Linked DNA regions of Mus musculus: all the other regions are linked to region 3. Evidence: chromatin contacts called from ENCODE POLR2A ChIA-PET data. All regions are on one chromosome and are shown on one strand. The core of a region is the stretch at or near the end of the contact, and the rest is flanking DNA. Distances in the headings are between cores, read along the strand shown.

The links. ChIA-PET counts read pairs that join two places held with the same protein, here RNA polymerase II (POLR2A).
Region 1: POLR2A ChIA-PET joins it to region 3 with 18 read pairs in Patski. The contact joins the promoter of Tmem9b here to the promoter of Rpl27a in region 3. POLR2A ChIA-PET finds 5 or more read pairs at or near these places in 3 of 5 experiments (Patski and embryonic stem cell).
Region 2: POLR2A ChIA-PET joins it to region 3 with 24 read pairs in embryonic stem cell. The contact joins the enhancer-like site here to the promoter of Rpl27a in region 3. POLR2A ChIA-PET finds 5 or more read pairs at or near these places in 4 of 5 experiments (Patski and embryonic stem cell).

What each region holds. Positions count from the first base shown.
Region 1 is chr7:109,750,890-109,753,589 of GRCm38, reverse strand. It overlaps Tmem9b (TMEM9 domain family, member B), which reads left to right and starts at 1,327. Exons shown (of 5, transcript NM_020050.1): 1 at 1,327-1,519. The coding sequence starts at 1,412. It also overlaps the pseudogene 4930431P19Rik.
Region 2 is chr7:109,647,999-109,650,836 of GRCm38, reverse strand. It overlaps a transcript of Denn2b not described here. Among named protein-coding and RNA genes, the nearest start is that of Denn2b, 32 kb to the right of the region's middle. Within about 2 kb of position 1,521, at least 1 of the 3 ENCODE cell types and tissues checked has a DNase peak (open chromatin) inside an H3K27ac peak, as active enhancers do.
Region 3 is chr7:109,517,896-109,520,794 of GRCm38, reverse strand. Rpl27a (ribosomal protein L27A) reads right to left here and starts at 1,600. Exons shown (of 5, transcript NM_011975.3): 1 at 1,573-1,600; 2 at 1,147-1,210; 3 at 802-877; 4 at 153-327. The coding sequence starts at 1,575. It overlaps Snora3 (small nucleolar RNA, H/ACA box 3), which reads right to left and starts at 663; the gene lies at 544-663.

The DNA of each region.
Region 1 (2,700 bases), core at 78-2,577, 230 kb before region 3:
ACATACAGCTCTAAACTGATCCAAACTGGCTACTAAGTCAGCTTTTAGCAATCAGATCTAAATACCTCACCAACAAATTTTATCCTGACAGCCCTGCGATTAGTAGGACACCCCTTAGAAGGACAATTATCCCCACTGTGACAGGATGATCTACAATACCTCACCAACAAATTTTATCCTGACAGCCCTGCGATTAGTAGGACACCCCTTAGAAGGACAATTATTCCCACTGTGACAGGATTGTCACAAGAACTGGTGCGAAAGCATCTAGTCCTTTGGGCTAGTTGCCATTTAGGACTAAAAAAGGGCTAAATACATTTAATGCAATAGCACTTTGTGTTAGATTCTAGTCTAGTATCGACAAGAATCACATAGCAGAAAAACGCTGCGAAATTTCTACCTGTAAATTAAGAAAGACATTTCCACCAACCAGGAAAGGACCACTTGAAGGGGCGGGGTGGGGGTGTCTTATAAGTAAAAATTGAAAATCATAAAACTTAATCCCCTTTTATTGAAAGGAAGTGATTTTCCCTTATGACATTCAGCAAATCCCTAAGGGCTGTGATGAGCACGCTGCATCCCTTTCTCTACCCCCAGAGTCTCTACTAAGTGGAAAAAATATTTTAATGAGCAGCTCTATGTTCTCTCCAGGGTGCTCCTGAAGTATCTACAGAAAAAGACACCCCATGGAGTAGGGTCTGCGCTCCCAGAACTGACTGAGAGGTCAACTGTTTTAAATAGGCACTGCCTCACAGGAGCTTGGCTCCTGGATTCTCCACCTCCAGGAGTCCTGGGCGGGGGATGCTCCAGGGGCGTCCGCATCTTGCAAAGCCTGACTTGAGCCAGCCCAGATTCGCCGCCGTGGCCCACTTCCCAGTCCTAGACTGGACCAAGGCTGTCAGCCCCTAGTGGAAGCCACACCCGCGTGGACAGCTCACAGTTACTGTTGGGAGCCGGGCAGGAGTCTGTGTCCTGGAGGCGCACGGACCGCAGGTTCGTACTGAAGCCCCGGTGCGGAGCCTCGAGCCTCCATCGCCGGGTGGGCTTCCGATCTAAGGACGCTCGGGCTCTTCTGGTCAGGTCTCCTGAACAGCACCCTCTCGGCCTTCGCAGTTCCCGGGGATGGGGTTCACCCGGCCTGCGGGACTAGATCCGCATGGCCTGCTCCCTTGGGGTGCAGGATTCGCCAGCTCTGGCCGGGGAAGACCCCCAGCCTTTAGTGCACCCCCGGGGCCGCGACCGTGGCGGGCCTTGTGCACCCGGAACCGTTTCCGGGGCGGAGGCTTTCTCGCAGCTGACCCGGCGCGGACGGTGACGCGCAGGCCCAGGCGGAAGTGCGGGCGGAGGATCCCGAGCCGGATCCCGAGCCGGGCGCGGGGCTCGGGGCTCGCAGGAGCGGCTGGCTCCCGCGATGGCGAGCCTATGGTGCGGAAACCTGCTGCGGCTGGGCTCGGGGCTCAGCATGTCCTGCCTGGCGCTGTCGGTGCTGCTGCTCGCGCAGCTGACAGGCGCCGCCAAGGTGAGTCCCGCCCCGCCCGGCTCCTGACAGGAGCTCCGCCCCTGCCTCTGGCCTGGCAGAAACTGGGGCTGACCACTTGCTCCCCACTCTCCGGTCTCCCAATCCGACAGCCAAATCCCCCCGACCCCGCTTCACAGCCCGGGCTGGCCCTCTCTAGAGCATCCTAAGCCTTAGCCCCAAACAGTGCCAGAGCGGGGTCTATAACCCTCTGCCTCTTGACATTTCCCTTCCCAGCCCCGACGGGACACACCCGGAACTTTCCAGCCCTGGGAGCTTTGAACTTTCCACCCTTAAACTTGGGCAGCTCTCAGCCCCCAATCCAAACGGTGGGAAACCCTCATCTCCCTGAAATCTTCTCTAGTAGGGACTAGCTCCCCTCACCCTCATCTCCCCGAAGTCTTCCCTACTAGGGACTAGCTCCTCTCAACTCATTGATAAGCAGATTCCCTTGCCATGGTGGGGGCTCGAATCTCATGGCAACTACCCGTTCCCAGAAGGACCTGTAGGGCCACCCCACTAGCCTGATACTCTCACCAAGATCCCCTCCAGGAAAACACACACACACACACACACACACACACACACCCCTCTTCTGATAATTTACTAGCCTAGGAGAGAGGTGACAGGAAGTTGTGTCCTATTCCTCACTGTGTTTCTAAACCTTTTGGTCCCCATATATTTTCTGGTGACCCAGAGCTGTTCTGGCCCAAGAAAACATGTGCTTTCCTCCCAGTGGGCTAACTAATTTTGGGGCAAAATAGAAAGACTCCACGGTGTAGTGGGAAATAGTGACACTGCATTTTTAAAAAGTTTTATAATATTTTTAAATGTTATAAAGGGCTGGGAAAGATAGGTCACAGGTAGGCAGGTGTTTTTGAGCAATTTGGTTTTTTTTTTTTTTTCAGTCTTTCTGGTGTCATCAGAAATAGGGACAGCAAAAAGTTTCCCAACTTTTGAAATACTTCTAGTATGGACTCTCTGTATGGATGTCAAACATTACCATTTTATGTAGTGTATCATGATATAAACATCCGTCTCCCCTTGATAGGATTTGTCCCAGGAAACAGGAGCTGTGTCTTTTGCTTCTCTGAGTCCTCCTCATTGAGCACAGGCTCTGGCACAGTGGTTACTGATACATTTAGGACCTGTCAACAGCTCTGCCAGACATTTCATTGTACCTA
Region 2 (2,838 bases), core at 272-2,771, 130 kb before region 3:
GACGCCCTCTTCTGGAGTGTCTGAAGACAGCTACAGTGTACTTACATATAATAAATAAATAAATCTTTAAAAAAAAAAACAAAAACAAACAAACAAAAAAAAGTCTTTTGTATTCAGACCAAACCCTTTTATCATTTCTAGACAGTTTTCATCGATTAAACTTTTAATTATAGATTTGAGGCCGCTTGTCCAAAAACATCTTTTGTCTGTGGGGCAGTTCACAGAACCTCATTCCTTTTCTTGTTTGTCATCCTGTGCATTATTTCTTTAATCTGTTTTTTTTTTTCATTGAAAATCCATTTCTGTAGCCATAATGTTCCTGACTACCTCATTTGTAGCATCTGCTCATTGATTGACTATGGATCTAATGTTTCTACCATTTCCATAGTCTGTTTCACCTCCTTAAGACTTGGTAGTCAGCCATTCTGTGAATTGATAGTATTTATCACTTTTGGGGTGGGGGTGGGGGTGAGGAAGGCACTCTGTTTTAGAGATTAACATGGCACTTCACTTCTACAATAAACGTGTTTTGTTTTTCTCTAACTGCTTAGATCTTTTTGGCATTTATTCATTCTTCTAATTTTACCATTTGATCCTCCTTTCATAGTTGAAGACTTTTATTTGTACTGTATTGAGATACTTTATCAGGCTCACTATATTTAGACACATACTTATTTTTATTTTAGATGTGTGAGTGTTTTGCTTTCATGTGTGTAAGTAGAGTCAATGCCCAATGCCCCTGGAGGCCAGAAGAAAGTGCTAGATCTCTTGGAACTGAAGTTGTGGAGAGTTGTAAGCTGCCACGTCCTCTGTCAGAGCAAATGCTCTTAGCAGCTAACTGAAAAGCAGCTCTCCAGCCACTCAGGCTCAGTATAAAGGGTTAAGGAGTTATGGTGCTCTTATTTCCAATGGTAGAGCTCTTCCCCGACCCCTGGAAAGACAGGGTCTTGTGTTGCCCAGGGTTGTCCTCAAATTTGGTATATATTTTAGGCTGGCCTTGAACTCCTAATATTTCTGCTGGCATTACAGGCAGGAGCCACCATTGCCTCATGATGGTGAATTTAATTAGTCAACTTCTAATTGCAATAAATATTCTCCCTATTTGGAGAAATAGCTGTGTAAGGGAAATAAAATCCTGAATCATATTTTGTTTTTGTTAAGGTTAGCAGGGGGGCTGGAGCTGGTGAGGTGATTCAACAAGTAAGAATGCTAGCTATGTAACCATGAGGAGCTGAGTTCAAATCTTTGGTTGGTACCTGTGTAAAAAGCTGTGTGACTATGCTAACCTATTTATTACTTCAGCATTGTGGGTGGCAGAAAAAGAACAATTTCTGGGGTTTACTGTCTGCCAGCTTAGCTCTGGGTTCAGTGAGTATGGGTCCACGGTCTGTCTTGTTGCTGGGGTGTGTGAATGCTGCTCTGACAGACACAATGGGAGTCACAAGGCTATAAATGTACCACTGCTGGGAAGCTCAAGGAGTCAGAACAGAGGGAGGGGCCTGTGGGCCAGTGATGAGCCAGGGGAGGGCTAACTCTGGCTTAGCTCATGGGTGAGTGTCCGTGTCCAGAGGGCAGAGGGACCTTCTGTGGGAAACTTAGGCAGTGTGGCTCTGTGTGATGAAGATTTCTTGACAGTCCTTACTTGTCCAAAATGTTTATTGGTAGTGAAAATAAATGCATACGACTTACTCAGGGTGGACCAGAGATTAAATACCTTTTGCAGGAAGGAATGTCCAGGAAGAGAAGCTTATTGTCTAAACCCTCGGGCGGGGCCCATCTAGATACCTCGTTATCACAGAGAACTCTGTGCTCCGAGCTACGTGACTAGTGGTCAGGATCTGCATGTGGGGTGTTGCGGTCATGTGCTCCAGGACACGAACTGCTGTCAGGAGTAGATGAAATGCCTGTCATTCTCAGATGTGAGAACTTACAGGGATTTCAGAATCCACTCAACCTTCCCAGTTTCTGTGACATGGTTCTACATGCCCCAAGTGAAAGACCCTGTTTCAAAGGAACAAGGAGGGGGGGAATGATAGAGCAGAACACATAGCATCCTCCTCTGGCTTCCACATGTAAACAAGGGTGCAATCCCCCGTGTACACATATACCTGTACCCCCACACTCCCACATACATATGCACGTACAAACTAGTACATGTACACATATACTCACACGCACTCTCATACATACCCAAACAAGGCCATTCGTACATGTGTGTGCGTGCATACATGTGCACACATACCCACACTCAATTAGCATGAAAAAAAAAGCCCTCCCACAATGACTTCTAGGTTGCTGCTTGCCTCTAAGGGCCACAGTACTGGCTTTCTCTCTGCAGAGTTGCCTGGCTCAGGCTGCATAAAACCTTCATGTAGAACAACATTCAGGAAATTGTTGGCAATCTAAAGAGTGCTTACCAAAAGTGAAACTCCAAGCACTGTGAAGGGCACAGAGACTTGGGTGTGAACCCTAAAGTATGTAAGAGAGGTGAGCATTTAGGAGGAGATAGCACTCCACTAGAGTTCCACTAGAACTGCAAGCTCTTGGGCATCCTGCACAGTAAGTGTATTAAGACTAACTCTGTGTGACAGGGAGACGTGGAGGACATAGACCCTGCCTCAGTGCCTATAGTAAGAGCTATAGATGAAAAGGAAGTGGGTAGATTCATGCGGCATACAGAAGAGCTCATGCTGTATATACAATGGAGACAATTATGAGGCTATAGAAGAATTGGCTGGGAATGTAATGGTGGAGGAAGGCTGATGTAAAAGTGGAGTACAAGGGTACTGATCTTAGCCTTTGGAGGTCACTTTTTGGAAGACTGACAAAATTTGACAT
Region 3 (2,899 bases), core at 351-2,850:
AGAGAGCCTGTGTTCAATTCCCAGCAACCACATGGTAGCTCACAACCATCCATACATAATGGGATCCGATGCCCTTTTCTGTTGTTTTTCTCTGAAGAGTGTTCTCATATACATAAAATCTTTTAAAACGAATGGCAAGTCAGTTCACTCACTGATCGAACAACATCAATGATGGGAGCAACTCCAGTCTTGTTTTTTGCCGCATTGACCCGTGTCTGCTCGCTGACCAATGTCCACAGTTTATCCAGGTTGACTGTTGGGCAGAAGCTCTGGTTCCTCTTCAAGTGGTAATGCCGCATACCAACTTTCCCAAAGTAACCTGGGTGACTGGGGAGGGAAGGCAACCATCTTCAGAGCCTCACTGAGAAAACTTATCTTTGTAGTTGTCTCCTAGTGAGTGTAAGTGTTCACTACTGTAAACATTGACACAGCAGGCACCAGATACAATTTTTGAACTAAAAGTCAGGTCACTCAGTAGCACCCCCACTCCTTAAAGGATTCCCTAAATAGGGTGCAACGTAACTTTGAATGGGTTAACTTGACATATGTCACTAACCTGGTGACTGACTGTGCCAGAAAGTCCACACAGCCAGTGAATAAGGTCAGCAGTTATTCTTCGAGGACTTAAGCACACTAAGGCAACAAGCAATACCTGAGCGTGACTCTAGCCTCGGACAGGTCCCCTCAGTTCAAGTGCAGCGTTTACTTGCTAAAGCTAGCCATACCAAATGGTAAGAAGCCCGTTTCCAGGGAGACACCGTCCTAACTCACCCCTTCAGCCCCCACTTCCAAAACACTCACTATTTGTCAAAGTTGATCCTGTGGTGGTGCATGCCTCCAGCATTCCCGCGGCCGCCTGGGTGCTTGCGGTGCTTACCTGTCGGCACACAAAGCAACTTGTGTGACTTATAGCTGCTCACATGCCCTTATTCCTGCTCTCAGTTTACCATCCGTTTCTAAGCCCGATTTATCAAGACTCGGGGATAGAAGGAACATTTACGGCATTTCACATCCCAGCGGCATGTGTTTAACTCTCACCCCGCTACCAACATAAAGTAGGGGAACTGCAAGTGTTTCCTTCCACCCACGGATGTCTACTTTCCAACAAAACTCCAAAGGCCAAACGCCGAGGAGGCGCACACTTACCGATGCGGCCGTGGCCGTGGCTCACGTGGCCCCGGAGTTTCCGGGTCTTCCTCAGTCTGGATGGCTGCGTGGGAAAAACAGCAAAGTGGTTAGGCCTGCTTAGAGGATGGGGAGACCGGGGAGAGGGCAGCAATGCCTGCCTGCCCGGATCAGGCCTGCACACGAGGACTTGCCTTCTGGAGCACCGGCTAAGCCGAGGCCGGGACTCAGAGCGTGCTCAGCCGCCCGGGCCCGCACGTCCACGCGATCCCAGCTCTGGTCGGAACACGCGGCCCCACGTTCCTCGCCCCACACCCGAGTGGGTCATCCCGCCCCGCAGGCTACGCCCAGCCATGGAGACCCACTAGGACCATAGCAAGCAGCTGAAAGGCTGGGAAGCAGAGCCCCGACCCTCCGCGATGGAGCGGAGGCCAAGAGAAGACCTACCATGGCGGTGGCAGAAAGGGAAAAGGGAGGAGCTCACGAAGTCTCGCGAGGTAGCAGGCGCGGGGGCGGGACCAATGCTTCATTTCCGGCCAGGAGGCCGGCTTCGGGAAGGGCTCCTGACGTCACGGCTCCCGGCGCCCGCCTCTTCCTTTCCGTGTGGATGGGCGGGGTGAACCGGTGGCGCCCGCCCCCGGAAGCCCCGGTAGCTCCTCCCTAGTCGAGCGCCGCTGCGGCCGGTCATCGTCGGAGTGCACTGTTCTTTTCTGGTGCGGTTGGTTTTTGTCTCCGGGCAGCAATGGCGGTGGCTCAGAGCATCGGCAAGACTTCCGCAGGGCCTCTGACGTCCCTTAAAGGGACACTGCCCTTCTCTTTTGCTCTGGTCCTCTCTTCATGTCCTGCCAAATTTGAACAGCCTTCTGTGCTTCAGGGATCTAGATTCTGTAACTATTTTGTATAAACATCACATTTGAATTTTCTCCAGACTCTGGCTGGTATGCTTTTACTCCCCTGGACCCGAGGTTCCCAGCCCAGCGTGCTCCTCATACAAGTATTTTCCGTGTCGACCTTCTTGGACCTGTTTTGTTACTTGTTTACTCGAACTATCACACTTGTAACTTCTAATTGCCAAGTTACATTTTTCTTCCCGATAGAGCCCAGATTCTCTAAGGGTTCAGGACTGGGCAATTTTGCTTGTTTTCCTTTTAAATCCATGAGTTCCTGGCGTGTAGCCTGCTTGCTAACAAAAGTGGTACACTTGTGCACAAGATTCTAACCCCTTAATCTGTTTTATTGTTTCTTACTTGATCCGTTAAACTAAAGAATATTCTAGTCAAAACTCTCAGAAAGCAGAGTGGGCAAATCCTGTCTGTCTGCTAGCTTCTTGCTCGGTGTTTAGTCCATTACAATCTGGGCAGTTTGACTTTAGCCACACCATTTCCTCAAGATCTTGTATTTGTTTTGAGACAGGGTCTTACTCTGAAGCCAAGGCTGGCCTTGTACCTCCTGACTGCTGGAGTTACACTCCTAATCGATTGGCTAGGCATGATGGTCTCGAACTTTCTCGTGTGGGCTGTAATAGCATATCTATGGCTGTCCTTGTTCAGCTCCTATTCAGGCAGTCCTGTTGGTGATACTATGGGTGTGGCTTCTTACACTCCTAGGACACACAATTTCACAGTAAAGCCTCTGATCTCTGGCTCTTACAGTCTTTCCCTCGCCTTAGGTGGAGGGGTTGTTTTACAGATTTATCCAGTGGGACTGGACTTCACACCTCTGCATTTTGATTGGTTATAGCTTTCTATATCAGTTTCTTTCTGCCTGTTGCAAA